Regions from separate parts of the Homo sapiens genome. Here region 2 is linked to region 1. A link is a contact called in ENCODE Hi-C data. All regions are on one chromosome and are shown on one strand. Each heading gives the region's core, a stretch centred on a gene start or an enhancer-like site at or near the end of the contact. The rest is flanking DNA. Distances are from core to core; before and after follow the strand shown.

Evidence for each region. A loop is a pair of places that touch in the nucleus more often than their neighbours do. Pooled maps may share reads with other maps.
Region 2: a loop to region 1 is called in a pooled map, with 4 times the contacts of the local background. The contact joins the promoter of IFNAR2-IL10RB here to the promoter of URB1 in region 1. A Hi-C loop is called at or near these places in 1 of 168 maps with a recorded cell type or tissue (breast epithelium) and 4 of 50 pooled maps.

Annotation. Positions count from the first base shown.
Region 1 is chr21:32,391,241-32,394,473 of GRCh38, forward strand. It overlaps URB1 (URB1 ribosome biogenesis factor), which reads right to left and starts at 1,772. Exons shown (of 39, transcript NM_014825.3): 1 at 1,529-1,772. The coding sequence starts at 1,670. URB1-AS1 (URB1 antisense RNA 1 (head to head)) reads left to right here and starts at 1,893. Exons shown (of 1, transcript NR_026845.1): 1 at 1,893-2,720. RefSeq lists enhancers at 1,038-1,820, 1,680-1,974, 1,821-2,602, 2,125-2,374.
Region 2 is chr21:33,228,647-33,231,742 of GRCh38, forward strand. It overlaps IFNAR2-IL10RB (IFNAR2-IL10RB readthrough), which reads left to right and starts at 1,292. Exons shown (of 13, transcript NM_001414505.1): 1 at 1,292-1,570. It overlaps IFNAR2 (interferon alpha and beta receptor subunit 2), which reads left to right and starts at 1,292. Exons shown (of 9, transcript NM_001289125.3): 1 at 1,292-1,570. RefSeq lists silencers at 1,109-1,568, 1,629-1,688, 1,709-1,758, 2,981-3,096.

The sequences.
Region 1 (3,233 bases), core at 522-3,021:
ACAGCATTAGGAGATATACCTAAGGTTAAATGACGAGTTAATGGGTGCAGGACACCAACATGGCACATGTATACATATGTAACAAAGGGGCACGTTGTGCACATGTACCCTAAAACTTAAAGTATGATTAAAAAAAAAAGAAAAGAAAAGCCACTTCCTCAGGGGAGCCTTCTTTGAGCTCCCAGATTAGATCCAAGGTCTGTTAAACACCCTCAGGCACCATGTACCTCTCCTTTGGAAAACTCGTGCTTGAAACTGTATGTATGTGATTTTACTGACCAATATCTGCCTGCCCCACTCGACTGTTTGTAAACCCCACAATGGCAGAGGCTTTTTGACATTTTTATTCATCACTTTATCTCTACCGTAGCAAATAATAGCCTCTAGTAATACTTAATGAATTCGGAAATAAATAACTCTATGCTAACTAAGTATCATCTTCCTAGCTGTGACTAGCAAGTACAGGTATAGGTATCAAAGTTTAAAAACAGGCCAGGTGTGGTGGCTCATACCTATACTCCCAGCCCTTTGAGAAGACAAGGTGGGAAGATTGCTTGAGACTGGGAGTTCGAGGGCAGCCTGGACAACATAGTGAGATTCCATCTCTACAAAAAGTAAAAAAAAAAAAAAAAACATAGCTGGGCATGGTGTTGTGCACCTACAATCTCAGCTACTTGGGAGGCTGAGGTGGGAGGACAGCTTAAGCCCAGAAGTTCAAGGCTGCAGTGAGCTATGATAGTGCCACTGCACTTCAGCCTGGGCAACAGAGCAAGACCCTGTCGTTTAAAAAAAAAAATGAGGACAAAAATTGGAAGTTGAAGATATTTTGGCCATTAATTTAATCGTTTATTTAACCTGGGAGAAAAACTGCCACTGTTTTATTTTAGAGCAATGCTTCCACATGGCAACACGTTCAATTGCGTTTTTCCCAAACCATGTTACTTTCCAAACGATTACAAGTAGTCGCGAAGGGTGGTCACACTTTACAAAAAGTGTAATTAAATTATAGAGTCGGCTACATCTCAGTCACTGGCCCATTCCTGGTCAACTGACAAGTAGCTGTGGTGGCTTCTAGTAGCTTGTTACAAGTCATCAAGTCAGTATGAGTGTTGGGGGATGGAAGCTATTGAAAACGGTGCTGACGGCCCAAGGAGTAGCAAACTGTCTCATGAACCGTCCTGAGCCGACTCAGTAAGGACTCAATAGAGAAGGACACTTCATTTACTTCCCTGACAACTGCAATAAAGAGGTTTTAGAGCTCGCTGAGGGATGCTGCCTGGGCAAGGGAAATAAATGTGTTGTAACATGAAACGGTCCCAATCAAGCAAGTCGGGGCCCTCTCGCTGTCGCCGACAGTCCAGAGCAAGGAAGTACACAGCAGTCCTGAACCTCAGTTTTCTGCAAACCAGAGGCTTGCCACTGAGCCTATGTGACCCGAAAGCTGCAGAAAGGAGAGGCTGTGCCCGGCACACGGAGGCCGCCTCGCCAGCCTGTGCTCCCGACCCTGCGCCTGCCGCCCCGGACTCACCTGGCCCGGGGCCCTGCGGGTCCTTCAGCTGAGCCTTGAACCGCACGCCCGTGAGCTCTTCTTTGCGGGCGCGCTTGGCTGCACCCGCGGAGGAAGCCGCGCCGTCCTGGCCGCCCGAGGCCTTCCTCTTGGGGACCCCCATGGCCGAGAGGGCGGAAGCGCGACGGAAACGACACACCTGAGGGGACCCGGCAGGAGCACTGGCACAGACAGCAGACACGCGCTTCAGGCCCACATGGCGCAGGAAGAGGCGGGGCTGGCGGAAGAGGCGGGGCTGGCGGAAGAGGCGGGGCTCGGGGAAAGGCCGGCGGAAGGGGCCGACCCGCGCGAGGCTGGGACCGGCGGAAGGGGCGTGGCCTGCAGAAGGGGCGGGGCGATAGGGATCCAGAGTCTTGGGGATCCAGAGTCTTGGGGCTCCATGTGAGTTTGCTGTACCGGTTGTCCCGGTCACGGCATGGGGCGAGCGGACACTCCACGACACCCCCCGCCCCCGGCTGCAGGGTTTGGGGTCCACCGGGGCGCATTTCTGATCCCAGTGGCTCTTCGGGTGCTCTTGGCCGGAAGAACTCCCAGACCTTTCACTCCTGGCCTGGCCGATCCACGAAGACTCGGGCCCCGGCGCGTCCAAGCAGCACAATGAGTAGTTCTTGACCCGAGGTCGCCCTGAAGGTGTCGCATGAAGAGCTTGCTTCACACACAACAGGATTCGATACTTTGCCAATTCAAGGCCCTGGTGGCTGGCCGGGAAGGTGGATTCGCCTTGGCTAGGTGCCAGGCAGGTCCGCCTGTGCGGGTGCCCCTGACTTCGACCCCTAGCTTATGTCACAGCCCGAACCAGATCGACTGGTCTGGTAGCAGCCTGTCACTCCAGACTGTCCTCCACCCCAGACTTCCGCAAACTGATGGGCTCTTTGCGCCGTGCAGGGTGGGAGGAGAAGACCAAACGAAGTAACGTCTGTAAAACCCCTTCCTGGACAGCGTAAGGCCTCCACATCTAAGTTCCTGTCATTAAAATGGAGACAGCAAAGCCGACCCTATCCAGTCCTTGGGACTGTTATGAACAGAAAATGATGCAATGTATGAAAAACTGCTTTGAGGAGAAAAACAACACAGTGTGTTTTTGGAAGATGTGATTGATTTGTAAACCGCATTAAATGCTCTGAAATAAAATGAAAGTAAAAATAAGTAAAAACAGGCTGGTACATATTTTAATACGACTTCATCGATACTTAGGTATGTGTCCAAATAAATCATGAACCAGCGCATTAGATAAGTAACTTGGTGATTACTGAAATTCTCCATCAGGTTGTCCTCTAGTCTAAGAAAATTGTGTTTCATATTCTGTAAGCAGATGTGTTTTGAACATCTGAGGATGTGGGCTTTTGTGGCCTGTTGGGGTCTCAGAGTTTCTAGTAGAAAAAGCACGTGTGTTGACGCTGAGCCTCTGTCCCGACAAGATGATTGTGCCTGTGGAGATGTCTATGTTGTAGGCAGGTCAGAGAGAGGGTGTCACCCCTAGCAGATATGAGCTAATGCAGCAATGTTAAGAGAGGGGAATATGCTCAAAAAGTCATCTGTAAAAGGCAACACTCATTAGTGAATACAGACTTAATTCTGACTGATTATCCACACTGGTCCTCTTCTTTGGTTAATCGCTAACCACCAACTTTGTTTTCTGCCATGGTGGTCCCAACCAAAAAGTTAT
Region 2 (3,096 bases), core at 42-2,541, 840 kb after region 1:
CCAAGGGTCACATAAGAGGCAGGACCGTGACATCCTCTTTATGATCACCCTTGTGCCTAGCCTTAAAGGAGTATCAGCAAATGTTGGTTGACTTCATAGATTAAAAGGCTCATTTTTCCCATCTACAAAAAGTATGAAACATCCTCCTCCTCCCTTTCCTAGGAGGCCAGAAAGCTGAACGAGAGATTAAATACTCAGTTAAAACAATTTAGGTGGTTAGTGTATCTTTTCCCTCTCCTTCAAAAAGATATTAACATTTCCATTTTAGTAGCTGTAATGTTTAGAATATACATACATTTTACTTGAAAGCTGCCTCATAGTCTATTTTGGTTTTGGATTTTCTTTTTTTTTTCGTTTTTCTTGAGACAGAGTTTCGCTCTTGTCTCCCAGGCTGGAGTGCAATGGTGCAATCTCAACTCACTGCAACCTCCACCTCCCAGGTTCAAGCAATTCTCCTGCCTCAGGCTCCCAAGTAACTGGGATTACAGGCGCCCGCCACCACGCCCAGCTAATTTTTGTATTTTTAGTACAGACAGGGTTTCACCATGTTGGTCAGGCTGGGTCTTGAAGTCCTGACCTCAGATGGTCCATCTGCCTTGGCCTCCCAAAGTGCTGAGATAACAGGTGTGAGCCACCGCTCCCGGCCTCATAGTCTATTTTAGAAGTTGACAGGCTATAAATAACAAGCAGACAAATTAATGAAGAACATCTGTCTTTCTGCCTATCCCGAAACACGTTGATCAGTGGGGGGTCGAGGGAAGGGTAGGAGTATGGAGAAGAGACCCGCGGAGAAGAGGGGAGAATCTACAACGGATAATGTTGTAGATATTTACAACATTTACTCAATGGTAGGTATTTTTATCCTCGTTTTACTAGTTGGAGAATTATATCATGCAGGTTTATACAATTAACAAGTGGGGGAGCCAGGAGAGAACCCATTCACTCTTTAGTTCATTCATTCATTCAGTCAGTCAACACATCTTTGGGTGTCTTCTAAATGCCAGGCACTATTCTAACCCCTAAGGATACTTCAGTAAACAAAACAGTCCCAAATTCTTCCCCTATGGAGCTTTCTCGGCGAAGGCGGGATTGGTTAGGAGCTGACAATCGGCAGCAGACGATTGTAAATGACCGGACCTTTTTTCTATTCTCCTGCCCAGCCCCCGGCCCGGCCTCCGCCTCCGGCCCTGCTCCAGCCCCGCCAGCGGCCCAGGACCCGCCCCTGGCTCCGGCCCCGCCCCTGGCTCCGCCCCCGCCCCCGCGCCGGCGGCGGCGCGGCGCCCGCGCTTCCGTATCGCTCCTCGTAGGCCGGGGCTCGGCGCGCGCACCCGCACTAAAGACGCTTCTTCCCGGCGGGTAGGAATCCCGCCGGCGAGCCGAACAGTTCCCCGAGCGCAGCCCGCGGACCACCACCCGGCCGCACGGGCCGCTTTTGTCCCCCGCCCGCCGCTTCTGTCCGAGAGGCCGCCCGCGAGGCGCATCCTGACCGCGAGCGTCGGGTCCCAGAGCCGGGCGCGGCTGGGGCCCGAGGCTAGCATCTCTCGGGAGCCGCAAGGCGAGAGCTGCAAAGGTAACGCAGCGTGGCGGGGTCGCGGGAGCGGAGCGCGTGGCCAGCTGACTGGAGGGAAAACGCCGCCTCCCTGCAGCGGTTCCCGGAATCCCCTCCGGTTCCCTCTCGCTCTCCCCGACTCCTCCTCCTCCTCCTGCCCTCCCTCTGCGTCTTGAGTATGCGGCTAGTGCGCCCTTCCTCTCTCCCGGGGCCGCACCTGCGACCCCAGGACCCCTCCCGGGCCCTGTCCTGCGCCCTCCACGCGTCGCCCCTGCTGGGAGTCCGCTTTCGTTGCACCCCTCCGCGTCCCACCCCACCCCACCAAGGATGCCCAGGATACCGGGCATTTGCCACTGCAAGATGTGAGTCGTTGCTAAGTTTGAGGGTCACATTCCTCCAGGTCCACCCCGCCTTGCAAAACCGGCTCACCAGCTGGGTGCTCAGGTTCGGGATCTCCAGCCCGCCCCCTTGAGGTCCCCTGGGATTAGCCCCCCTCGACCTGCGTCAGGGTCACAGACTGCAGCCGGGGCTGGAGCGGCCTACACCCCTCCGGATCCGCTGCGTGGAGGCAGGAGGGGGAAGGGGCGAGGGGACGTGGCCGCGGAGACAGAAGGGTGCACCCTCCCAGGGTCGGAGAGGGGAGATACTGGGAAGATACTCCGCGAATATGGAGAGGCGATCGGCACTTGCATTTCAACCCTGAGCAAATCAATCCGTTACACGCAGTAGCGAGTTGACTCCATCAGCCCGTTTATTTGGTTAGCGATGGTTATATTGACTCTGAGTATTCCCACCTCCTTTCTTTTAACATTTTTTTTTTTATTTCCTTGTTTTGTTTAGCAAGAAGTCTTAGAAACGAATATAGCATGCTTGGGCGTTGATTCAGTGGTGAGAAGTGCCGGAGCTGGCTCAGGGAGAGGTGGAGTTTCCCATGTGTGCTCACTGGCCCAGGGGCTAAGTCCCACTGCTTGCCAAGGTTTCTCAGTATCCTGTCCACCCACCCCCTATCCACCTGTGCAGGCTTGAGGGGGTGAGGGGGTAGCAGATACTCTATCAAAATCTACCCTAAGGAAAATATTCGATAAACACTCCTAGCAATTAGGGCATAGCTGATAAGGCTTGATCTGTTTGTCGCAGAAAATGACTTGAACTTGTAAGTTCTATTGTTCATAAAGTTGTTTTCCACAATTTTAGATAATCAAAAATGTACATGACTCATTTTTCTTACCTATTATTTCCTCTAAAGTTTCTCATGTATTTATTGAAAAGTTAAAGAAAATCTGATTTTGGTTCACATAATTTGACAATGGTGATTTGTCTAAAAGTCATTTCAAAAAGTAGTATGAAAAGGATCATAACCCTAGAGGTACTGTCATAGACGTGAAACATTTATTAAAATATATATTCCATGGCTCACACTTGCACACTCAAAGCCACATTGGACTCATTTTTTCTGCTACCTTTATAAACCTTCAAACTGTTCAAGAGTCAATGGTATGTATCATCTTCCGTTATCAATCATCATGTTTTGTTTTGTTTGGTTTGGT